Regions from separate parts of the Homo sapiens genome. Here region 2 is linked to region 1. A link is an interaction called in ENCODE POLR2A ChIA-PET data of the cell type or tissue named here. Cell type or tissue: B cell. All regions are shown on one strand. Links, peaks and the distances in the headings refer to the core of each region. The heading gives the core; the rest is flanking DNA. Region 1 has its middle 43 kb from the start of PCED1B. Region 2 overlaps PCED1B (PC-esterase domain containing 1B).

Region 1 (12,857 bases), core at 5,514-8,013:
TGGGAAGAGGATTGTAGGAAAAATCATATTAACTTCAGAAATGGGGCAGATAGCTGGGCATGGTGGTTCACACCTGTAATCCCAATACTTTGGGAGTCTGAGGCAGGTGGATTTCTTGAGCTCAGGAGTTCAAGACCAGTCTGGGCAACATGGTGAAACCTGTCTCTACAAAACATATGAGAGTTAGCTGGGTGTGGTGGCACATGCCTGTAGTGTCAGCTGCTCAGGAAGCTGAGGTAGGAGGATCACCTGAGCCTGGGAGGTCAAGGCTGCGGTAAGCATGATTGTACCACTGCTGCACTCCAGCCTGGGTGACAGAGTGAGACCCTGTCTCTAACAACAAAAAAGAAAATAAAGAAAAAAAAATGAAGCTGATAGAATAGAATGTAGTCATCAGATTAGAGGTCAGATGAGAGAGAGTCCTGCTAGTTTTACCATTATGTACTTGCATAATACATATTCAGTTAGGTTAAAACACTGAACTGAATCAACGAGAGGACGAAGTAATAGTTTGGATCTATGTCTCTGCCCAAATCTCATGTCAAATTTTAATCCCCAATTGGAGGTGGGGCCTTGTAGGAGGTAACTGGATCATGGGGACAGTTTCTCATGAATGGTTTAGCACCCTCCCCGTTGGTGCCATTCTTGTGATAGAGTTCTCATGAGATCTGGTTGTTTAAAAGTGTGTGGCACCTCCCCACTCTCTCTATTCCTCCTGTTCCAGCCATGTAAGACGTGCCTGCTTCCCCTTCACCTTCTGCCATGATTGTAAGTTTCCCAAGGCCTCACCAGAAGCAGAAGCCTGTATAGCCTGCAGAACCATGAGCCAATTAAACCTCTTTTCTTTATAAATTACTCAGTCTCAAGTATTTCTTTATAGCAGTGAGAGAACGGACTAATACACAAAAGTTATGCATGTGCAAAACTGAAGTCAGTATTTTGCTTTCTGCTTACTGTCTCTTTCATAACATTCTTTAGTATGTACAAAATACTGGGTTCAGGAGTCCATTGTATTCTGGCTGGCGGCCCCATAACGTTGAATTATGGCATCTTACCTATCTGCCAATTTTCTATGCTTGATTTTCTCTACCTTTGACCATCATTATACTTATCAAAATTGTGTCTATTCCTTCAGAGAACTGTTTTTGTTTAAATATCCTGAAGGAAAGCAATCCTAAAACATAGTCACTCTAAAGAATGAAACATTCTTAATAGTTTGATGTATCATTTCTCTCAGAATTTATATTTTTTACAGGGAACACTGCTTTGTGCTTTGATTTTGTGTAGGCATCATAATTGTGGAAGGCCTCTAAGAACCAAAACTGTCTACCTGATAGTCTGAACAGTGAGAACTGAAAACACATCTACATCTATATTAGCAAGACTTCGCAATTCCTCTGACTTCACCAACATAACTTTATTTTTTCAGGAGTCTTCTGCCCAGGCATATGGCTTGAATGTTCACTACAGGAACTTCCCAAAAGACTCATCCTCTCTTCAGTGGAAAACGTCAACCAACAGCTTGCACGTAAGATTCTTTGAATCCCTCGCCTTAGCCATCAGTCTTGGACTATTGTATCCTGATCCTTACCCAATCCTGAACCCCATTTTTAAAGACCCACCTGAAATCACACTTTCATTTTCCAATAAGTTGGGGTTTCTTCCCCCCACTCGGAAACAATCCCAAAGTTTGTGAGGTGGTGCCCACCCTTACCAAGGTAAGTAATAAACTATGGTTTGTCTTGTCAGTGGGTTATGTTGGGGTCAGTGGTTAAGCTCTTTGGGGAACCAGCTTTTGACAGCTCCAAAATCTTGCATTCAGAAGTCTGTAACTATTGAAAGGAGAAGTCTGTACCTGTGAACCAAAAACATGTGAGACAGGTCTCAATCAATTTAGAAAGTTTATTTTGCCAAGGCTAAGGACACACTTGTGACACAACCTTGGGAGGTCCAGGTGACAGGTGCCCAAGGTGGTTGGGGTACAGCTTGGTTTTATAGATTTTAGGGAGACATGAGACATCAATCAATATGTGTAAGATGTACATTGGCTCAGTCTGGAAAGGCGGGATAACTTGTATAGGGGGCTTCCAGATCATACGTAGATAGGAGACAAATGGTTGCATTCTTTTGAGTCTTTGATCAGCCTTTCACTGAATACACAATCTGCATGTGAGACTCGGGTAGAGGAATAGTTACTTAAGCCTTAGTCTGGCTCAATGAATCTGTATTTTATAGGTGAAGGAGGTATATAGCTTTTAAAAATCTTTGTAGTTATCTTACTTAGAAATAAAATGGGAGGCAGGTTTGCCTGATGAAGTTTCCAGCTTGACTTTTCTTTTTGGCTTAGTGATTGGGGTCCTGAGATTTATTTTCCTTTCACAACCTTAAAATCATCAGACACTGCATAAATGTGAAGGCCTAGGCTGATTTTTTTTTGAACTGGATATTATGAAAGATACAAAGGTTGAGGCTATAAACTTCAAAGCTGCCAGGATAGACTAAAACTTCATAACCAATCCACAAGATGCCAGCATTCCATCAGTGCTCAAAAATCCAAGAACGCACATGGGTCATTACAGTGTTCATGTTATTTGAAAGGAAATGCAAATATGGTAACATTTCATTTGGAAAAAGAAAAAGAATATATATGAACTACCACAAGTTTTCCAATATCTGTCTTTAAACTCCTAAGAGCTAATATGTAACAAATTTAAAGAGAGAATATTTGGTGAGAGAAGGTGGGGGTTTTCCTATTCAGCTTAATGGTAATTTTTAGAATTTCCTATTCAAGAAGCCACTAGATGGCCCTAAAGCCCACCTTTATCAAAACACACACACAGAGAGCTGGCAAGACGAAGAAGAAAAAAATTTAGCCATTTGCTCATAAGTTAAAACTGAAAAAAGATAATTCATACAAAGACATAAGGTCTATCCTGTGTTTACTTAAGGTTTTAAGAAAATCAAGTTTTGCTACAAAACTTGGAGCATTTTTCTTTCTGGGAACATATAAGTACATATCATAATAACCAACTTCTCTACAACATGCATGATTTTTGATGGTGCTAATATACTAGTGGTTAGATTTTCCAAGATTGATCGAATTATTAGAGCTTCTAAGCAGAAATTACATAGTAAAGAAATCCAATACATAAGAAATAGTGAACTTGAGTGAGATTACAACTCAGCTGAGTTGTTTGATCAGCATAAGAAACAGTACTACACAGCCTCTTTCACAACCATGTGCTGACATAGTGCACAGAGTGTTCCTGGCTCCCGTGGCCTCCCGTATCCTACCCTGGCACTTCCATTCCTCACTGGTTCCTGCGTTTCTGTCTGCCGCTCTGCAGGGACAAGGACTGTGGCTCTCTTGTGCAAGGTTACCTCTCCATCACCTATTGTAACTGGTCATTGGAGCATTTCTGGCATGCCAGTGCCAACTATAGTGTGCTTAAAACATATCCACCAAAGTTTTACACCGTACTTAGAAGTGTTCCATGTTATTTGTATTTAGAGCTATAAATCAGTTGATTTATTCAAATCAGAAATACAAATGAGATAAAGGGACAAAGTTCCACAATTCTGCTGATTCAAAGTAAAAATAAGGTATTAGTCCAGGTAGAGTGGAAAGCACAAATTCATCAGCAGTAACAAGTGGAAGCCAGGCGTGTCCATGAGAACAGTGGAAGTCTCCTGGGAATTAGGAGACATCTTGGAGAAGACAGTGGGTTTTTCCACAGGGCATAAAATGGGTATTCAAGCCAATCTGATTAAAATCTTCAGAGGCAAAAGACCCTAGCAGACCCAAAGTTATTATATAAGCATTTTAAAATAGAAACTGCATAGAGAAGTGGCAGCTGAAATACAAATGACAAAAAGCCTTTGGGTAAATTGGCTCAGGAGCTTTGTGATGCTAAAGAAAATGGAATCAGCCACAGGCAACAGAGAAGGCAGATGGGGAAAGACACAGTCCTGAGGAATAACCTTTGCAAGCACATCTGCGACGTGACACAGCCACTGAACATTCCCTGAATACAGCCGATAAGATCAAGAGCGAGCATTTCTTAATCAGTCATTGCTCTAGAGTCTTCAACACAAATGCCTAGATTTTTCTGGTAAAAGAAAAGCTCATTCCATGAGTGAGCAGCAAGTTAATAAGGAGAGAAAAATTATCCTGCCCTTTTCTCTGTTTTGTTTTTCCTATCACTCCTTCTCCTATTAAGGTTAATTTTATGTTTGAGAAGAGCATGTGTTTTCATTATCAGGAAAAAAATGTCTGTTTTTAAAATGTATTAGCATATTTTATTTGTTTTTGTCATAATGCACCCAGAAATAAAAGAAACCACAAAAGTCCATGTGATGACTCATGAGTTTTTATTTCTCTTGGGTATACCTGGTTTCCTTACAGGAGCGTCACCCTTCTCCTGACTGAACCAGACACCTGGGGAAATCTTTCCATAGCACTGGTTTCTGATTTGCAAGTTCACTCATCACAATTTATCAAATGAAGTGGGTTCACTCATCTAACTTCTACTGAATGCCTAGTATATGCTGTAGATATAGAAATAAATAAGCCCAAAGTCCTACCTACAAAAAAGTCATGACTACTAAAAAAGAAATAAAACTGTGATTATAAGATACTGTGGTAAATGTTGCAATTAAGGTTCACATCGTGTAAAGCTTTGGGCTGCATGCTATATTTATTTCTCAGGAATCCATTCCAAGGCAAGAAAACCCAACCAATACTCAGCTAAACAAAAAGACATTTATTTGTCTCAGACAACACAAAAGCCAGGGAGGTAGGCAGTCCAGGGCTGGGAAAATAGCTCCCTAATGTATCAGGGACCCAGGCTCGTCTGTCTTTACCACTCCTTCACCACCATCCTTGGCTTGGAGGCATTTGTCTTCATATTTGCTGCCTTGTGGTTGTAAGGTGGCTGCTACATTTTGAAACATCACATCTGTTCATGTTCCAGGCAGGGAGAAGGGGGAAGAACAAAGGGCAAAATGAGTCATGTTAGCCCATTTTTTGCTTTTTTATCAGGAAAACAAAAAATTTCCCAGAGACCCCAGCACATAGACATTGTTTTATCTTATCCGTCAGAGCTGTGTCACAAAGCCACCCTGGCCAGAAGGTGGCTAGCGAAAAGCGGGCATGGGATAGGAATTAGGCTGGCGGACCCACAGCGTGAGACACTAATGTACCCCACATGCTCCTGTTGCTATCTTCTACCCATTTGAACAACTACTGTCCTCTCTATTCTGCATGCTGGCTAGGAGAGCCTAGGCAACAAACAGTCCACAGGTATGCCTATGGTTACTGCTATTTCAACAGAGTTCACTGGAGTAAGATGATGAGGGAGGAAGTTCATCTTTTTGAGGATTTACCCCCTGTTTACATTCAGTCTTTCCATGTTGAACTAGAAATTCAAAGAGGAGGCATCATGTCTCCTTAAATATATATATCTTTCCCCTCTTTGGAGATCAGGATCTGTTTTAGACTGTGGGGAATTCAGTAGCCCCAACTCTGTTTTCAGGTGAGGTAACTGAAACCTCCCTGCTTCAGCAGTGCGATTCCCACTACCTGTTTACAAGAGAACTGAATATCCCCTCCCCTAGGGATCCTCTGCTGGAACTCCGATTACCCCATAAGTTGCTGTTAAATCAGTGAATGGCATTCATTAGGCACATATCATGTGACAAGCAGTGTATCATATTCCTCTAATTCTTCAAAAACAACTTTATGAGAGAGGTACTAACGTCATCTATTTAACCATGAGGAAGTCAAAGCACACAGAAGTTAAGTCATTTGTCCAAGGTTACATGGCTAATATGCAGTGAGGCAGGGATTCAAACCCAGGCAGTTGGCTTCTTATGGAGAACTGGGCAAGGGATCTTAGTACTAAATCAGCTAACCTCATCTAGTGGAAATGTCATTCTCAGAGTTCTTCAGGCTGCAGACACCAGGCTTCTGTAACTAGCTCTAGGTCAGTTTGGAAAGGTGCATGGTAAACACCAATAATTTAGGAATATAAGGCAGCTTAAGATTTTAATTCATTCATTCTTCAATAAATATTTATTGAACCCCTGAAACGTGCTAGGTTTCACTCCATGGCCTGGGGATTCAACTATGGGCAAGAGAGCATGGTCCCTTACCTGAAAGTTTACTGTTTCTAGGGAAGACAAGGAATTAAGTAAAATTTGATGAGTAATATACTGAGAAAAATTCAAGGTACTATACAAGTGTATTATAGAAGACATTCGTATTTTGGGGGTGGAGGTGGGGAGTTTGTCGGGGAGTGCTTTTTTTTTTTTTTTTTTTTTTTTTTAGGCAGAGTCTCACTCTGTTACCCAGGCTGGAGTGCAGTGGTGCAATCTTGGCTCACTGCAGCCTCCATCTACTGGGTTCAAGCGATTCTCTTGCCTCAGCCTCTCAAGTAGCTGGGATTACAAGTGCGCACCACCATGCCTAGTTAATTTTTGTATTTTTAGTAGAGATGGGGTTTCACCATGTTGGCCAGGCTGGTCTCGAACTCCTGACCCCAAGTCATCTGCCCGCTTCAGCCTCCCAAACTGCTGGGATTACAGGCATAAGCCACCACGCCAGGCCATCAGGGAGTACTTCTAAGAGGAAGTAACATTTGAGTTCTCTGATATGTTGCAGTTAGCCAGACAAAGATCCTGACTGGAAAGATTCTGACTGGAAAGAAGAGGTATGGGTGTTTGTGTAGTTCTAGAGCGGGGAAAACCTAGTTTGTTGAAGAACTGGAATGAATTGCAAAACCCCCTGAAGTAAAAGATACCTGAAGAGGTGGGCAGAAGTGGAGTCATGAAGAGCTCTGTGACCTTCTAAGCCAACTTAAAGTCAAGTATTTTGTTTATGGATTTAATTTTTTTTACAGTTATAATCACAATGTCCCCAGTAAAGAAACCATAATATAGCTCATGTTGTTTTTGTTCTTAATTAGCTTGTTAACTTCATGGTACATTGACCACTTAAAAATGAGATTTATTCTTCTCATTAACTTTAAAATGTTTGGAAATGAATTGCTTAATATCAGAAAACATTTCTTATGCTTTTTGAGAGAGGAAAATAGGTGAGCGTCTATTTATTATCTGGTGATGTCTATGTGCTGGAGTCTTGGTTCTCCCTATTTCATGATTCCTGATAAAAGACTTATGCCTCCGTTCTTGTAGCCCATTCAGAGACCAGGTTTAGGCGTGAGTGCCACCAAACAAATTAGAGTTTTTGCCAGAGTATGGAATTCCAAGTCTTATTTTCAGGCCCCTAGGCATCTGTGCCAATTGTGTGAGTTGCACTAACGACTAGTAAGTGAGTGGTCATTGCTCTGCTAAATCTTGGATATACAAATTTAGGGGGTCTCAACACATGAACAGGATGGGGAACAGGCAGAGAGGCAAAGCTGTGTTTGTGAGGAACCAAGAGAGGCAAGGCTTGATTCCTGAGTTGTTTGGATATATGCTGTCCAGAAAGTGGGGTGAATATAGTACCCCATCCTGAGGAGATTGGAGCTCTGTGCAGCCAAGAGAAATGGCCCCATAACAGGTAGCCAGAAGCTCAGGGCTCTCTATTCACAGCCAGAATAGAGGCTGTCACAATCCTGGGGAAATTTGTTGATTTCTTTATTCATTCATCCAATAAATATGCCATAGAGACAGGGCAGTAAAACACACAATGACAACAACAAAACAGACAGAAAACTCTGCCTTCATGAAACTTATACTCTAGTGATGCAGATAGAATCCAGTAATATGTAGTGAAAAAAAAAATTCATGACCACACTGGGTTTACTCCAAGAATGCAATTTTGTATTTTGGTCTTATGTGAAAAAATCAGTCAAAGAATGAAAGAGAATAATTACATGTCACTTCAATAGTTGCACAAAAAAAATTAGTAAAATTCAATACCCAAGCATGATTTGAAAAAACAAACACTCTTAGCAAACTCGAACTATAAGGGAATTTTCTTAACCTAATTAAGGATATTTACAAAAGAACCTTTGATGAATATCATGCTTAATAGTAAAATGTTGAAAGCTTTCTTTTTAGGATTTATAACAAGACAAGCATTGTCTTTTATTACTACTTTTATTCAATGTGCAAAATTGAAGGACACCGAAGGCCCTGGCCAGTGCAGTATGAAAGAAAAATAAATAAATGACAAAGTTATTGGAAATAAAGAAATAAAACATCATTATTCACAAATATGATTATATCTGTGGAAAACTGTGTGAAAATAAATAAAATTTAAAAGCTCTTGGAACCCTGAAAATATTTTAGGCTTTGAGAGATATGTGACTGTGATCTGAATCACATGTAGTTACAACCTCTATTCTCAGATTATAGATTAACCTGCTTTCTTGTTTTTCTTGTTCTGTGCAATGACTAGAGAGAATTAAACAATGCCAAAGACAAAACCTCCTGCCTTCTTCATTAATGACCCTTGTTATAGATTAACTTCCCCATTTTTGTCTTGATTTGCTAGATAAGATGACAGAAAACTCATGACTATTACTCCCTCTGGAAAAAAAAAAAAGAAAGAAAGAAAAAAAAAAGTTAAATGTACCCTTCCCAGAATAAACACAGCCTATAACCAATCAAATTGCTGTAACTATGCACCAACCTTATATGGAAAAATGTTGTAATCCTCCTAAAAACTCCCTGTCTCTGCCTACATAAATGAAACCTTAAGTTCCTTACTTCGGCATACTTACTCTAGTCCTCTGCAGTTGGTGTTTCCAGGTAGGCTATCTTCAAATGTTGCTCTTGAATCAACTATCCTTAAATTAGATTCTTAACATTTTATTATTTTAGGCTGACAGTTGAAAAGAACCTACAGCCAAATCAAAAGAATTCATAAGTGAGTTTAGCAAAGTTACTAGAAACAATATTTAAAAATTTATTTGAATTTTTCTATACAAGCAATAAAAAAAACAAAAAGATGTTATTTATAACAGCTTCAAAAATATCAAATAACTAAAAATAAGTCTAGCAAAAGATATGCAAGGCCACCATGCCAAAAACTATAAGACACTATTAAGATAAAAAAAATAAGACCTAAATACTCTAACTGATAGAAAAGACTAATTCATGGATTGCAGAAATCAAATTGTAAAGGATAATTCTTCCCAGATGGATCTAGATATCCAATGTAAACACCTTTGATTATTTTTTTTTAAATGAAACTTGACAAGTGAGTCTACATTTAACTAGAAATTCCAAGGGTCAATAGCTAAGAAATGTTTTACACGAGTAACAGTGGATTCTGATTATCAAGACTATAATGCTTCGGTAGTAATACATTGGCACAAGTTAAGAGATTGGATGAGGATTATAAGGATAGACAAGTTAACCAATGAAATAGAAAGAGAGCCAAAAACAGACTTAACCACACATGGGTGCTTGATTTATGAGAAAGGTGGTATCATAGACCAGTGGGGAGAAAGGGATCTTGTTGATAAATAATATTGGGACAATTGAATATCCATATTAAGAAAAAATTTGACCCCTGCCTGACACAATAAATAGATATTAATTTTAAATTTTTAGGCATAAATATGAAAGAAAAAAGCAAAAAATATTAAGATGATACAGTAGGAGAATAGTTTCATGATTTTAGAGTAAGAAAAGAATTAAAATAGGACATAAGAAACGCTAACTATAAAGGAACCAAGCCACATACGTACATTGAAATTATTAACTTCTGTTTGCCAAAAGACACCTTTAAAAACGAAAAGGGAAGAGCAGAGTGGAAGAAAATATTTACAACACAAACAAAAGTTAAAAGTCTCTTACCTCAAATATATAAATAACTTCTACAAATTAATAAGAAAAGATTAACAATTCAGTAGAACAATGAGTCAGAGCAAATCACAAGAGGCTATTCAAATGGCCAATAAATCCTATGATGTTAAAATTCCTCAGAAACAATCAAAAAGTGAAAAACAAACTGGACCCAGAAGAGCAGAAGCCTGTGGTTGAAAGGAAAACAGAGCAGGGAGAAGGAAGATCAGGACAGTATTGAGAGGGTATACCAGCACTGGGTTAAAACAATCTGGGTGACGTTCAGTAAAGCTCCATTATTTTTAACTGGGATTTTTGGGGCCAGCCACTGAAGTGGGAAGGTTTATCCCTTTCCTGTGGGTCTTTGGATTTTCATTAAATCTTTCCCTATTCCCTTAAACAAATTTTGCCCTTCTGTCATCTAGTCCACTTCCTCTCTGTTGGTGGCTAAATGGGATCATCCTGGAGGAAACTTAAGGCTATTTCATTTCCCATTTTAAGTGCCTTTTGGGGCTGAACAGAGATCTGCAGTTGATTTGTTAGCTGGCAGAAGTGTGGACAGTGAAAATTGCAAATTGATTTTTTCTTGAAGGGTCAGCTATTGGCTCACATTTTCAGGTAATCAGTTATGATGCTATCAAATAAAGCCACTTGCAATAGTGGCCATCTAATAATAACAAATGTAGATTACCCCACACATTATTTAACTCTCTAAAACACTAGCTTGTGGCTGCAGGTACAAAACTCCAGTGAGAAAATCTTGCAAAAACATTTGGTGCAAAATCAATGATAAAATCTTTCACAGCATTTTAAGAGTAACTGTAAGAAGAAAGCAATTGTAGTTATTCATTTAATCGTTTTTCTAAATAGAGTCTACACATGAGCTGAACTCTTCATTTGGAATGAAATAATCCTTTTGAAAATTTTACTCTGCATTAGATTTTATCCCAAGTGGCCCAAGAAGCACTATCTAATATGACTAACAACCACACATCTATAACTAGTACAACTCCAACTATAACTTTGTAGGACCTATTGAAGTGGTTGACTTATGCTTATTAAAATATTAAATAAGAATGAAACCAGTCATTCTTTGGAAGATTCCAAATAATGTTGTAGAAACTTCTATTCATTTATATATTCCAAGATATCTTCCATAAAGTGGATAAGATTTTTAAAAAGATGTAAAAGGACCAATTTTGAGTGTGGCCCAACCAGACTCAATTCTGGAAATCAATTCTTACACATTATCAATTATTCATATTAATATATCATTATATATATATAACTTTTTACACTGATTTATTTATTTTATTTGACACTATAAAATAAAGCAACCTAAAATAAAGTCAGTATTGCCTTGGAGAAATATTCTGTTAATCTTTCCATTCTGAAAATGAATGCCATAGGAGAATGACGAACAACAGAAAATTTATTAGCGTAATGAAAGAAAATTTAAAGTACTCCCCTAAATGCATAGAAGTAGACTATGCCCTGAAACTGTTTTTGAGTAGAAACTTTCTGAATATTGAGTTACAATGGTGCATTTGATCTAACAAAAAAGATGAAAATATAAAGAATTAATTGTCTCAATTCCAGAGAATATTGTATATAGTTGTGTATATAGTTGTGAAAAAACTGGACAGCACTTTTTTCATATTAGTTCACATTCACAAAGTTCATAACAATACAATATGACTCATAGTTGTTCATTACTAGGACCTTGAACTACAAAGAAACCCGCAGAATATTCCTTGGCAGCTCTGGCTTCATGGATATATGACTTTGCATTCATACACGAATCTTAAGCTTGGAAAATCAGCTGAGCGCAGTGGCTCACACCTGTAATTCTAGTACTTTGAGAGGCAGAGGTGGGCAAATCACCTGAGGTCCGGAGTTCAAGACCAGCCTGGCCAACATGGTGAAACCCCATCTCTACAAAAAATACAAAAATTAGCCAGGCATGATGGTGTGCGCCTATAATCATAGCTATTCAGGAGGCTGAGGTGGGAGAATCACTTGAACCTGGGAGGTGGAAGTTGCAGTGAGCCAAGATTGTGCCACTGCACTCCAGCCTGAGCAACAGAGCAAGACCCTGTCAAGAAAGAAAGAGAGAGAGAGAGAGAGAGAAAGAGAAAGAAAGAAAGAAAGAGAAAGAAAGAAAGAAAGAAAGAAAGAAAGAAAGAAAGAAAGAAAGAAAAGAAAGAAAGAAAGAAAGAAAGAAAGAAAAAAAGAAAGAAAAGAGACCCTGCAGTACGAAAACTGAACTGTGATTTATCCATATGTTATGCCCCTCTATTTCATAAATATTAAGAAAAATCATTTTGACTGTGATTAAATGTATATATACTGAGCCAAATATTTTTCTTTCAACTATTTTCCCTTCCTTCCCCCTTCTTCCTTGGATTTTTTTTCTCCTTAACATTGACTATGGTCTATATATATGTGTGTGTAGGTCTAGTACTGAGCTCTCTATGATGTTCCATTTACCTTTCCTTGTGCCATATACAATGTCTTAATTACTATAGCTTTATAATAAAGTTTGATATTTGATCATACAAGTTCCCATCTTGTTCTTTAGAACTGTCTTGGTTATTTTTGGTCCTTTGCTAGTCTATATAAATTTTAAAATCAACTTGTGATGTTGGGATTCTAGGAGTGTTAATCAATTCATGAAAATTAATGTCAATACAATATTAAATCTGACTATCCATGAATATGGTATATCTCTTCATTTGTTTAGGTTTTATTTAATGTCGTTTAATAAAGCTTTATAATTTTTACCAGATATGGGCTTACACATCTCCCACTAGATTTTTTTTCTCTTGGATAAAATATTTATTTTTATTGTAATTTAAAATAGTATAAATATTTTTAAAGTTTTTTACTTTTTAAATATTTGTTTACAGTTCATTTTTGAGGTAAATATACATACAGTAAAATAGACAAATACAAGTGCACAATTTGTTGAATTTTGACAAATGCAAACAAACGTAGAGGTAAGAATGTTTTACATAGTATAATCTTTTTAATAACATTTTTAGCTGATCATTGCT
Region 2 (12,857 bases), core at 4,811-7,310, 190 kb after region 1:
GAATTTGAAACTTTAAAACCTAGATGATGAAGTTTTATGTAAGAAAACATATAAAATTAAAACTATACCAATTAAAAAATAATGTTTTAATCAAAGACACACTTTTTAAGGACTAAGAAAAATTGGGGGAAAGTAAAATATTTAACCATAAAACTGAAAACAAATGTGACATTGATCACTGTGCTCAGCTTCCCAAAATATATATTGCAACATTCCCCTCCTCCCTAAGCTATATCTTCAAAATATATATATTGTTTCCAATATTTGTTAGACATCAAAATTCTTTTTTTTTTTTTTTTTTTTTTTAAGAAAGGGATATCACCATGTTGTCCAGGTTGGTCTTGAATTCCTGGGCCAAGTGATCCTCCTGCCTAAGCTTCCCAGAGTGCTGGGATTACAGGTGGTGAGCCACCACGCCCCGCCAACATGAAAATTTTTAAATGATTGCCAGGATACAGATCAACCTAAGGATTTCTTCACAATTAAAACAAAACCAGTCATCAAAAATAAAAATGACTTTATCCACACATTTCAGAAGCAAAGTATATTTCCACCCAATTATGTATTCCCAGCCAGTGCTTCAAGAAAAATTATACAGCAGCTCTCTGAAATTGCCTGGTGAGAATGTGCTGCCATCATTCCCATTGTTGGTCAATGCAATATTTACATTTAGGGAGACTGTTCAAAGGTCACAAGACAATTATTTGAGAAATTCAGCCACAGTTTGATGGGAAGATAAATGAGTGTCTAGAGAAGTGGGAAGTGGCTGGGCATGGTGGCTTATGGCTGTAATCCCAGCACTTTGGGAGGCCAAGGCAGGAGGTTTACTTGAAACCAGGAGTTCAAGACCAGACTGGGCCACAAAGCAAGAGCCTGTCTCCACAAAAAATTTTAAAAAATTAGCTGGGCATGGGATGCACACTTGTGGTCCCAACTACTTGGCAGGCTGAGGCAGAAGGATCTCTTAAACCTGGGAGATAAAGGCTGCAGTGAGCCATGATCGCACCATGGCACTCCAGCCTGGGTGACAGAGTGAGACTCTATCTCTTAAAAAAAAAATTAAAAAAAAAAAAAAAAAAAACGCCCGGGCGTGGTGGCTCACGCCTGTAATCCCAGCACTTTGGGAGGCCGAGGAGGGTGGATCACCTGAGGTCAGGAGTTCGAGACCAGCCTGACCAACATGGAGAATCCCCGTCTCTACTAAAAATACAAAAAAATTAGCCGGGCGTGGTAGCACGTGCCTGTAATTCCAGCTACTTGGGAGGCTGAGGCAGGAGAATCGCTTGAACCTGGGAGGCAGATGTTGCGGTGAGCTGAGATCACGCCATTGCACTCCAGCCTGGGCAACAAGAGCAAAACTCCATCTCAAAAAAAAAAAAAAAAAAAAAAGAGAGAGAATTGGGAAGTGATAGGGGCCTGCATAGACTGCTTTTCCTACCTCCTACCCCTCCAACCCCAGATAACTTTATTCTCTCTACCTGAATATGTCTGAAACTCAGGAGACAGGTCTGGGCTAGAGACAAAGATAATAGCTACATTCACTGAGCACTTAGAAATGTGGCGGTGTCATGCTAATAACTTTACATGTGTTCATTTAACCCTCACTTGTTAGGAAAACTGCAGTAATATTGTTCCCATTTTATTGATGAGGTTTCTTCAGGGCAGAGGGGTTGCTTAATAGGCCCAGGGACTCAAGGGCTAGTAAGCAGTGGAGCAGGATCAAACCCAGGGGGCCAACCCCAGAGCCCCTCCCTCTCAGCCAGTGTGCTTTATTGCCCCAATTCTCAGTCATCTGCATACAAATGGGAATTGATAAGGGGATGGTCCGTTGTAACCATCCAAACCAGGACTCTTAAGGGTTTGGGGTGCTACTAATCATTCTGGGGAAACAGGCAGAAACCAGAACTGTTTGGGGCAAATAGGGACATAGGGTTACCTCATTTCCTGACACTCTGAAAATGGGTGGACACACGAGGATAAGAATGTTGAAGAAGAGAAGAAAAGAGCCCTTCAGTGGGCCTTGAGAAAGACCTGGAAGGGAGGGAGAAATAAGAAAAAGAGAGAGAGAGAGAGAAAGACCAACATTTGGGGAACTGCCAGAGAAAGAGAAACCCTCAAAAGATACTAGGGAAAGACAGGATACAAGGGTGTCACAAATACGTGGACTTGAGGGCTGGGTTTCTCAGAGGGAGCAGTCAGTAGTGCCCCTACCCCTCATACTGTAAGAACCAAAAAGTGGCCACTGAAAGGAGCAACAGGGAAATCATCGGTGATTTACTAACAAACATTCCTTGGCTTTGATCCAGTCAGAGCCAAATTAAAGTAAACGGAGGAGTGAGTGGGAGGTGGGGCCCAGACCCAGACCCAGTCAGTGCAAGCAAGTTTTTTTTTTTAAATGTGGCCTTGGAGTGGAGGCAAAAGATAGGACTGTCCTGGAGGTGGAGTCAAAGATGTTTCCTTTCTTTTTCAAAGCAAGAAACTAGAATGTGTTTAATGCTAAAAAGAAGGATCCAGGCCAAGGAGGGTAAAGAAAATGCAGAATGCAAATTATCCCCTCACTGGGGGATATCCGGGAGCGAAGTCCCTGAGCTGCTGAGGAAGCTTTACGCCTAAGGAGGTACCTCTCTGCCTTTGCAGGAGGGTGGGAAGCGGGGTGAGGATTTGAAGGTTTGAGGAGGGAGTCCAAACAGGGTTCTGTCTGCAGGCCTGTGTTTTCTCTGGAATCATTGTGGGAGGGCTTGCTGAGCCAAAGGATTAGAGGGGCCTACTGTCTGGCAGGCCTTGTATTATTAGGCCCCTGATGTACGAGATCTCTTTTCATTTTCACTATTATTTGACGAGGTAGGTAATATTATTCCCTTTTTACAGAAGAGGAAACTGGTTCAGAACTGTGGGCAGCCAGCCCAAGAGCACGCAGCTGTCCAGGGGCAGAGTCCACGTCTGGCTTCTTTGTCTGGAGTTGAAAGCCAGATCACCACCTTCTGGTATCTTTCATTTGTGTTAAAGGGGTAATAGGTAGGAAGTTAGCAAATATACTTTGAATAATGATGCAAGACCATCATGTAGAGGTTTACTATAGACTGTACATGATTGAAATCATACTTTTGTGTTTATGAAATGCTTTGATTATTTATTTTAGGGAATATTTACAAAAGGCTGTAAAACAAAAGTTTAAAAAAGTGAGGTCACTGGAATTAATGGTCCATAGTTTTATCTTTGGTTTTTACAGAAGTTACCTGCATTTCAGTTACTAAGAACCACCACTTCATTCATAAAAATGCTCTCTGCATTTCTTTCTGTAATTCATAGGCGTTGTTTATATTAGACTATTATTATGGGAAAATACACTGCTTTAAGAATTTTTAAACTTGGTAATTTTCAGACTCAAAGTGTTTGAGATTCTTCTGCTGATAGTTTATTTAAAAAGAATTACAAATTTCAGATTGTGGCCTGGTAGGGATGATACAAATACAAACTGAATATACCCACAGTGATTCCTTCCTCCACAAAGTAAACCTGTGATTACACGGAGCCCAGTTTGAAGATCTTTATTCTAGTTTCCGTTTTTCGCTTATCTCGCATGATTTTAGATGTGTTTAAAGACTACCTGGATAACCAACTTAGAAATACAGGCTATATGGCGTGGTTTCATGATGCGGGGATTCACAGGGGAATCATGGTTGTTGTTGAGGGATGTGAGCCAAATGTGCAGTAACAGCTGTCATAGCCGTAGATAGACGCAGGGCTCTCTAAATTTTTACTGAATTAATTAATGGACTGCAGATCCGAGACCTACGTAGGAAGTGAGGTCAATGTAGGTAGGTGATTCGAATCAGTTAACAGTCTTTCCAGTGGTTATTTGGCAATTCTTTTTCTTTTTCGTTTTCTTTTTTTGACACAGAGTCTCACGCTGTCGCCCAGGCTGGAGTGCAGTGACACAATCTTGGCTCACTGCAACCTCCACCTCCCAGGTTCAAATGATTCTCCTGCCTCAGCCTCCCAAGTAGCTCGGATTACAGGCACGTGCCACCATGCCCAGCTGATTTTTGTATTTTTGGTACAGACGGGGTTTTGCCATGTTGGCCACGTTGGTCTCGAACTCCTGATCTCAAGTGATCCACCCGTCTCGGCCTCCCAAAGTGCTGGGATTACAGAATTAAGCCACTGCACCCAGCCTGGCAATTATTTTTCTATTGCATTATTTACCACAGCATAGCATCTCTCAGTACTTTTCTGTATTTTTTTATTTGATCCTAAAGCCACTTTTAAAAATAGGCCTGCATTGCTTCTTCCACTTTGGTGTTGTATAGGTCACTGGATGTTAACTGACTTGCCTCAAATCAAAATATGAGTCTCTAGAGAATCCCCAGTCCACAAGTCACTAAGTTTTCCCAAAGAAAAGTTCGAATTGTTTGCTTTTCTTTTTTCTTTCAAAACTGTATATGGCATGTAATATAATTTTTGGCAAGTTTAAATTCACTTAGAAAACTAAGCAAATGCTGACATAGATAAATTATACAGGTGAGCTCATTAAAAATAATTCTTTATCTGTACCATCCATTCCACTAAAATTTAAGAGAATCTTGGAAAGTTCAAACTATTGGTTAGATCCCCCAAAATGCGGTTATAAGGAAATGAACCATTTATATTCCCAGTACAATATTGTATTAAGATAGTCATATGCAAGAAACTTATAAATTAGTTACAAGTACTTCCCACAATGAATCAAAACATCCTAATTTTTAGTGACTATCTCTGTGGTTTAAAACTTCTCTACAGTATCTCTAAAGCAACTGGCTTATTTCAGTGTACCTCTTCTTGTAACTAAAGATCAAAAAGAAAAGAAAAATCAACATAATTATTACAAAACATTAATGAAAGATAAATGTTATGTGTTTGGGTTGTGATCATTGTAAAGCAATAGTCAATGAGTTGTAATTCATAGCTTATGAAGCTATTAAAAAATTAATTATCCCCAAACAGGGAAATATAAACAAGATGCTGGAAAGTAATTTATTGTGGCAGTAGACATTATTAATACATATATCTGTGACAGCTTTAGCCTAAGCCCAAAATTTACTTTGAAAACAGAAAAAAACATGGAACTACTTATAACTATGATTTTTAAAATTACCATGAAACTTTAAAAAAATTCTGTTTTAATTCGAAGTTGGAATCAGGTTGCAATGATTGTTCATAAACCTCCCTCCTCTGGCTTGATTCTTCCAACAGTCTCAGGTACTTAATTTACATACATCCGTTTTAGCAGCCAGCTCTTTAAGTGCCCATTTTCTTACCCCTCCTCTTGAGAGAAGAGATTGCCTCTCTTTTTGAGATGGAGTGAGTCTCGCTCTGTCGCCCAGCCTGGAGTGCATTGGTGGGATCTCGGCTCACTGCAACCTCCGCCTCCTGGGTTCAGGCAATTCTCCTGCCTCAGCCTCCTGAGTAGCTCGGATTACAGGCGCATGCCACCACACCCGGCTAATTTTTTATATTTTTGGTAGACACGGGGTTTCAACATGTTGGCCAGGCTGGTCTTGAACTCCTGATCTCAAGTTATCCGCCCGCCTTGGCCTCCTAAGGTGCTGAGATTACAGGCGTGAGCCACTGCACCTGGCCAAAATTGCCTTTTCATACCTAGTCCTTGCACCCAGTGCACTATTTGGCTCTCCATGATCTTTATTAAGTGAATGAGTGAATCGATAAAATAGCTACCAAAATGAATAAGTGTACTTATCAAATCTGCAGCAAAGAAAGATGCCTAGGCTAAAATGATCGCTGATCTGGCCATTTTCGAATCCTTTTTTTGTTTTATTTTTTATAAATAAAAAGAGCTCTGAAAATGGATGCTATCGACATTTTTTTTAAATTAGAGAAGGTTTATGTCTCCAAATTATTCTTTTCTATTCACTCCCCTAAAAGAGTCATTTTGGTTTTGTTAAGTTTTATTTTTAATGCTTGGTCTCTTAGCTTAGGATTCTTTCCCAAAATGATAGTCTTGAGGGTGTCAGATTTCATTAATCCTGTTACAGTTACAGTGCTCCTCTTTATCAAGAACTTCATTTCCATTTCAGGTTTTTCTGTTTGTTTGTTTGTTTGTTTTGTTTTGTTTTTGTTTTTGTTTTTGAGGCAGAGTCTCGCTCTGTCACCCAGTCTGGAGTGCAGCAGCAAGATGGCAAGATCTCGGCTCACTGCAATCTCCACCTCCCGGGTTCAAGCGATTCTCCCGCCTCAGCCTCATGAGTGGCTGGGATTACAGGCACCTGCCATGATGCCCACATAATTTTTGTAGTCTTGTAGAGAGGGGGGCTTTCAGCATGTTGGCCAGATTGGTCTTGAACTCCTGACCCCAGGTGATCCACCCACCTCGGCCTTCCAAAGTGCTGGGCTTACAGGCGAGAGCCACCGTGCCCGGCCCCATTTCGGGTTCTAACTGGAATGCTTCTTCCCAGTCATTTTCCCCTCTCTTTCCTTCTCACAGTCATAGCTGCATGTTCCATTAGAGAAGAATAATAAGGCCAGGCACAGTGGTTCACGCCTGTAATCCCAGCACTTTGGGAGGGCGAGGTGAGTGGATCACTTGAGACCAGGAGTTCGAGACCAGCCTGGCCAACATGGTGAAACCCCGTCTCTACTAAAAATACAAAAATTAGCTGGGCATGGTGGCAAGTGCCTGTAATTGCAGGTATCTGGAGACCAAGGCACGACAATTGCTTGAACCCTGGAGGCAAAAGTTTCAGTGAGCTGAGATCTCGCCACTGCACTCCAGCCTGGGTGACAGAGCAAGACTCTGACTCAAAAAAAAAAGAAGACATTCTTAGGTAAACATTTTTGTCAGATATTGGCCCTGAGCTCTTGGAGCAACATTTGGGTGGGTTAAGTGAACTGGTTAGGATATAGGACCTCCAGAAGTCCTCAGACACTGTGAGGTTGTCAGTCTGCAGAACTGTGTTTTGGCTCTTCTTCTTTGTTTTTTCTTTTCCTTTTTTTTTTTTTGAGACAAAGTCACACTCTGTTGCCCAGGCTGGAGTTCAGTGATGCGATCTCAGCTCGCTGCAACCTCCTCCTTTCTGGACTCAAGCAATTCTCGTGCCTCAGCCTCCTAAGTAGCTGGGATTACAGGCGTGTGCCACTACACCCAGCTAATTTTTAGTATTTCTTGTAGAGACAGGGTTTCACCAAGTTGCCCAGGCTGGTCCTGACCTCAGGTGATCTGCCCTTCTTGGCCTCCCAAAGTGTAGAGATTACAGGCATGATCCACCGTGCCCTGCCTGGGTTCTTCTGAATTCAAGGTCTTTATGTGTTTTTATGTCTCTTGCTTGAGATTAGGATATGGGATTATACTCATTCACCACCCATCCCCTCCCTTCATGACCATCTCTCCTGGGCAGAGGAGAGGGTTGCCTGACTATGAATAAGCAAAAGATAAGAGAAGATCCTTCTTCTATTAGAGATAGACTTTGGACTAAATCTTAGCTCTATCACATCAATATCTTTCCTTATAAAATGGGAATAAGAGTTACCTCATAAAGGGCCAGGTGCAGTGGCTCACACTTGTAATCCCAGCATTTTGGGAGGCCAAGGCGGGCAGATCATCTGAGGTCAGGAGTTCAAGACCAGCCTGGCCAAAATGGTGAAACCCCGTCTCTACTAAAAAAACTACAAAAATTAGCCGGGCATGGTGATGCACACCTGTAATCCCAGCTACTCAGGAGGCTGAGGCAGGAGAATCGCTTGAACCTGGGAGGCGGAGGTTGCAGTGAGCTGAGATTGCACCACTGCACTCCAGCCTGGGCAACCAGAGTGAAACTCCGTCTCAAAAAAAAAAAGTTACCTCATGAAGAGGTAATGTTGGTAAAGCACCTGGGATCTAGTAGCTGTTCAATAAACATTAATTTTGTTTTAGCCAAAATATTTCACTTGCATCATCTAATTTGATCTTCATAGAACCCTGACAAACAAGCAGAACAAATATTGTAATCTCTTCTTTATTGATGATTAACCTGGTATTTTGAAACTTCTTAAGTATGGGTTGAACATCCTTTATCCAAAATGCTTGGAATAAAAAGTGTTTCAGGCCGGGCACGGTGGCTTACACCTGTCATCCCAGCACTGTGGGAGGCTGAGGAGGGTGGATCACCTGAGGTCAGGAGTTCGAGACCAGCTGGCCAACATGGTGAAACCCCATCTCTACTAAAAATATAAAAACTTAGCTGGGCGTGGTGGTGCACGTCTGTAGTCCTAGCTACTCGGGAGGCCAAGACAGGAGAATCGCTTGAACCCAAGAGGCAGAGTTTGCAGTGAACTGAGATTGCACCACTGTACTTCAGCCTGGGCACCAAGAGCAAAACTGCTTCTCAAAAAAAAAAAAAAGATAAGAAAATAAAAAACACTCAAAAGTGTTTCGGATTTCAGATTTTTGGGTGATTTCAGAATATTTGCATGTACGTGGGGATGCCCATACGTAGGCTGGGATTGGGCCCAAGTGGAAACACAAAATTCATTTATGTTTCATATACAGCATATACACATAGCCTGAAGGTAATTTTATACAATACTTTAAATTTTGTGCATGAAACAAAGTTTGTGTGCATTGAACCATCAGAAAGCAAAGGTGTCACAATCTTAACCACTCATGTGGACTGTGGTTGTATGACATCACCATCATTTCTGACTCAGCTTATATGTTTAGAGGCAACCAACAAGTAATCATTTCTTTTCTTTTTTTTTTTGAGATGGAGTCTCTCTCTGTCACCCAGGCTGGAGTGCAGTGGCGCGATCTTGGCTCATTGCAAGCTCTGCCTCCCGGGTTCCTGCCATTCTCCTGCCTCAGCCTCCCGAGTAGCTGGGACTACAGGCACCCGCCACCACACCCGGCTAATATTTTTTTTTGTACTTTTAGTAGAGACGGGGTTTCACCGTGTTAGCCAGGATGGTCTCAATCTCCTGACCTCGTGATCTGCCCGCCTCAGCCTCCTAAAGTGCTGGGATTACAGGCGTGAGCCACTGCACTCAGCAAGTAATCATTTTCTTTTTTTTTTTTTTTTTGAGACGGAGTCTCACTCTGTCCCCAGGCTGGAGTGCAGTGGCAGGATCTCGGCTCACTACAAGTTCCGCCTCCCAGGTTCACACCTTTCTCCTGCCTCAGCCTCCCGAGTAGCTGGGACTACAGGCCCCAGCCACCACGCCCTGCTAATTTTTTGTACTTTTAGTAGAGACGGGGTTTCACAATGTTTGCCAGGATGGTCTCCATCTCGTGACCTCGTGATCCTCCTGCCTTGGCCTCCCAAAGTGCTGGGATCACAGGCATAAGCCACCACGCCTGGCCAAAGTAATCATTTTCTTACACTTATTCACACGTAAGTACTTCATAGTAGAAAATATGACACACTTTTCCCTTTTTTTTGACACACAGCCTCACTCTGTTGCCCAGGCTGGAGTGCAGTGGTGCGATCTCAGCTCACTGCAACCTCCGCCTCCCAGGTTCAGGGGATCTCCCGCCTCAGCCTCCGAGTAGCTGGGATTACAGGCATGTGCCACCATGCCTGGCTAATTTTTGTATTTTTCGTAGAGACAGGATTTCACCATTTTGGCCAGGCTGGTCTTGAACTCCTGATCTCAAGTGATCCACCTGCCTCGGCCTCTCAAAGTGCTGTGATTACAGGCGTGAGCCTCCTCGCCTGGCCAACATACCATTAATATAGTGAAAAAGTAATGTGTTCAGTGTAACTTGGAGCATCATGTTGGCTCTCAAAAAGTTTTGGGTTTGGAAGAATTTTGGAATTTTGAATTAGGGATGCTCAACTTTTAATAATAATAACTAATTTAGCAGCACTTCCTACTTGTTAGGCATTATTACAAACAGTTTACGTTTAATCCTCACATCAGATATATGAAGTGTACTAATAGGTGCATTTTACAGATCTGGAAAATTAAGTCATAGAAAGACTAAATAACTTGCCCAAGTTCAAAATGCTAGCAAACAGAAGAGTTAGGATTCAAACCCAGGTAGTATGATTCCAAACGCAATGCTCTTTGCTAATACTCTGTAGAGGGGCCGATGGATATCCTCTGCCCATCTTAGTTCTTAAGTGGGATCTTCGGGTGGGCTTGGAACCAAATTAATGCAAGACAGATTAACAGAAGAGAAGCGCGTATGTTTTATTATTTTTTTACATGTACATGGGGACCCTCATAAGAGAGTGAAGACCCCAAGAAATGGCCAAAGCAGAAAGCTTTTATACCTTTTAGACAAAGAACTACACATTTTGTGAAGAAATGACAGGACAAAGGGGTATAAGCTGGGGGTAGTAAATTCCAGGGGAGTCGCTAGGAGATAATTGGAGAGGGTGCTAAAGCTAGTGGAGGATAAGGGTTTTTTCAGTAAGTTTATTTATACAGCTCCATTGCAGCATCACTTCTTAAGTCACTGGAAACAAGGGTTATCTTCTCGTGTTGGTGCAGAGAAGGCCGCTTTTTCACAGGAATTTTTATGGCTTGATAAGAAAGGGCAGATCTGGAGGCCCTTTCTGCCACCGCTGCTTCACAAGCATCTTCGCTCAAAAATATCTGTATCAGAGAGGCATATTTTGGACTTGAACTTATATCTTTCCAAGTCTAGGGCACTTCACTCCCAGAGAAAGAATGCATTAGAGCATTCCAGAAGTAACACTGTAGCAGAGACAGCACTAAATTATTAGATCTGCCAGCTTCCGGGACAGAACTGTATTAACAGGGGAAGGTGTATTAGGGCACAGATTACGGCCAGAGTGCTGGCCCAGGGAAGGCACATCGAGCTGGGGCAGCATGGGAGCCCTGAAAACACAATAGGAAAGGGTTTCCGTCTTCACATTTTGCACTTTGGAGACTTGAGTCTAGAGTGGGAAGGAATACTATTCCCAAAGACCCCTAGACTTTCACAGTTTATGGCCCTTACCACTTTCTACATGATAGTACAATTATCAACTAGTATTTCTGATCTGCTTTTAGAGCGCAAGACCATATTTTACTTATTTTTATACTCCCTATGTGGAGCATATAGTAGGCACTTATTAAGTGTGAGTTGGAGAAATAAATGAATCTAAACAAATGAACATGCTTGAGTCCCAAAGGGATTTGGAGTTTGCTTCAGTTTTGTTTTGTTTTTCTTTGTTTCAAACTCCTGGTCTCAAGCAGTCCTCCTGCCTCAGTCTTCCAAAGTGCTGGGATTACAAACATAAGCCACTGCACCCAGCCAAAACTTTTATTCTGATAGCAAAAATATTTTAATGAAAATTCTTTGTGGGGAAGATGTCAATATTTTCAACTGTTCTCTTATGAAACTTAATATTCTATCTGTTTTAATATTTTCATTTTTGTATTTATACCCATTTAAAACTACAAATAGGATATATAGCTTTTAAAACTTGAATGTGTAATTTAATAATAGCTATCCACCCATACCTATTAAAATGTTCCTACATCTATTAAAATGTTTACTAATGCGTAAAATCTTACAAATTTCAAGCCGCACCGGATTTTCAAGGCTTTTGTGTAAGTAGATGAAGTGGATGCCATGTTCCTCCCATTTGCAATCTGTTAGCAGTATTTTAGTGTTTCTACTATTTAGTCATCTGTGGATATGAGTTGTAAATGGCAACTTGAAATAATCTGAAGTTTTGAAGATGAGTTTCACAGTTTTTAACATTGCATCCAATGTGTTGGAGAGAAAAAACTTTTTCTCTACTCTTTTAGCATCAGTACTTGGGGGCGTATAGATTAAACTAACAAAAGACAGATTAACAGGAGAAAAAGCACATACTTTTATTTATTTATGTTGTGTGTGTGTTGCCAAGATACAGACCTAGAAATTTTATTTATTTATTTATTTATTTATTTATTTATTTATTTAATTTATTTAGAGATGGGGTCTCACTTTGTGGCCCAGGCGGGAGTGAAGTAGCTGGAACACTGCTTACTGCAGCCTCAACATCCTGAGCCCAAGCCATCCTCCCGCCTCAGTCGTGCGCCACCATGCCCAGTTAATTTTTGTATAAAGATGGGGTTTTGCCATGTTGCCCAGGCTGGTCTCGAACTCCTGAGCTCAAGTGATCCCTTCCACCTTGGCCTTCCAAAGTGCTGGGTTTGCAGGCGTGAGCTGCCGCGCCCACCACAATTTTTGGCACGATCTTGGCTCACTGCAAGCTCCGCCTCCTGGGCTCACGCCATTCTCCTGCCTCAGTCTGTTCAGGTGTCCGCCACCACGCCCGGCTAATTTTTTGTATTTTTAGTAGAGACGGGGTTTCACCGTGGTAGCCAGAAAGGTCTCGATCTGACCTCGTGATCCACCCGCCTTGGCCTCCCAAAGTGCTGGGATTACAGGCGTGAGCCGCCACAATTTTTAAATTAATATTTGCAGGCAGGGAGTGCACCGGAAAACAGTGAAACTCAAGGGGCTTTGGGCTTTAAGGGATGATGAATTGTGGGGAAGTGACTGGGAAATAAATGGGGGGAGCTCATGGAAGATAAGGGCTATTGTAGTAAGGTCTATTTATGAAAAATCATCTTGGTGTCCATTCCCTGTCTTCGGTGAAAAGGATGATAACCTGTCTGATTGATAAGAGTTGCTCCTCTTTCCCTGGTTGGGGGAAGGGTGTTTACCTTCCTGAAGGAAATATATGCCCTGATTCTAGGGCAGATAAGAGGAGGGCAGATAACTCTTCCTGCATCTGTCGATTTTCAGTTGCTTTCTGCTCAAAATAATCCTCATGTTAAAGTGCACATTTTGGGGTGGCATATTCCGGTTCTCTTCAAATGTAAAGCAAAGAATATTACAGCTGAAATGTATTCAAATTATTTCCAGTTTTATCTTGATTTTT

The links. Peaks named below come from ENCODE experiments on the same cell type or tissue, not always from the same donor. Only the 100,000 strongest peaks of a DNase experiment are listed, where the experiment ranks them.
Region 2: POLR2A ChIA-PET joins it to region 1 with 7 read pairs; 8 of 35 experiments call an interaction of 5 or more read pairs at or near these places.

What each region holds. Positions count from the first base shown.
Region 1 is chr12:47,029,957-47,042,813 of GRCh38, forward strand. No RefSeq gene overlaps it. Among named protein-coding and RNA genes, the nearest start is that of PCED1B, 43 kb to the right of the region's middle. In B cell, for the core only: no CTCF peak of the experiment used is centred there; no DNase peak of the experiment used is centred there.
Region 2 is chr12:47,221,056-47,233,912 of GRCh38, forward strand. All of the region lies in intron 3 of PCED1B (PC-esterase domain containing 1B), which reads left to right. Among named protein-coding and RNA genes, the nearest start is that of PCED1B-AS1, 11 kb to the left of the region's middle. RefSeq lists enhancers at 1-87, 383-1,114, 1,115-1,845, 1,846-2,576. In B cell, for the core only: no CTCF peak of the experiment used is centred there; no DNase peak of the experiment used is centred there; H3K27ac peaks cover 1,060 bases.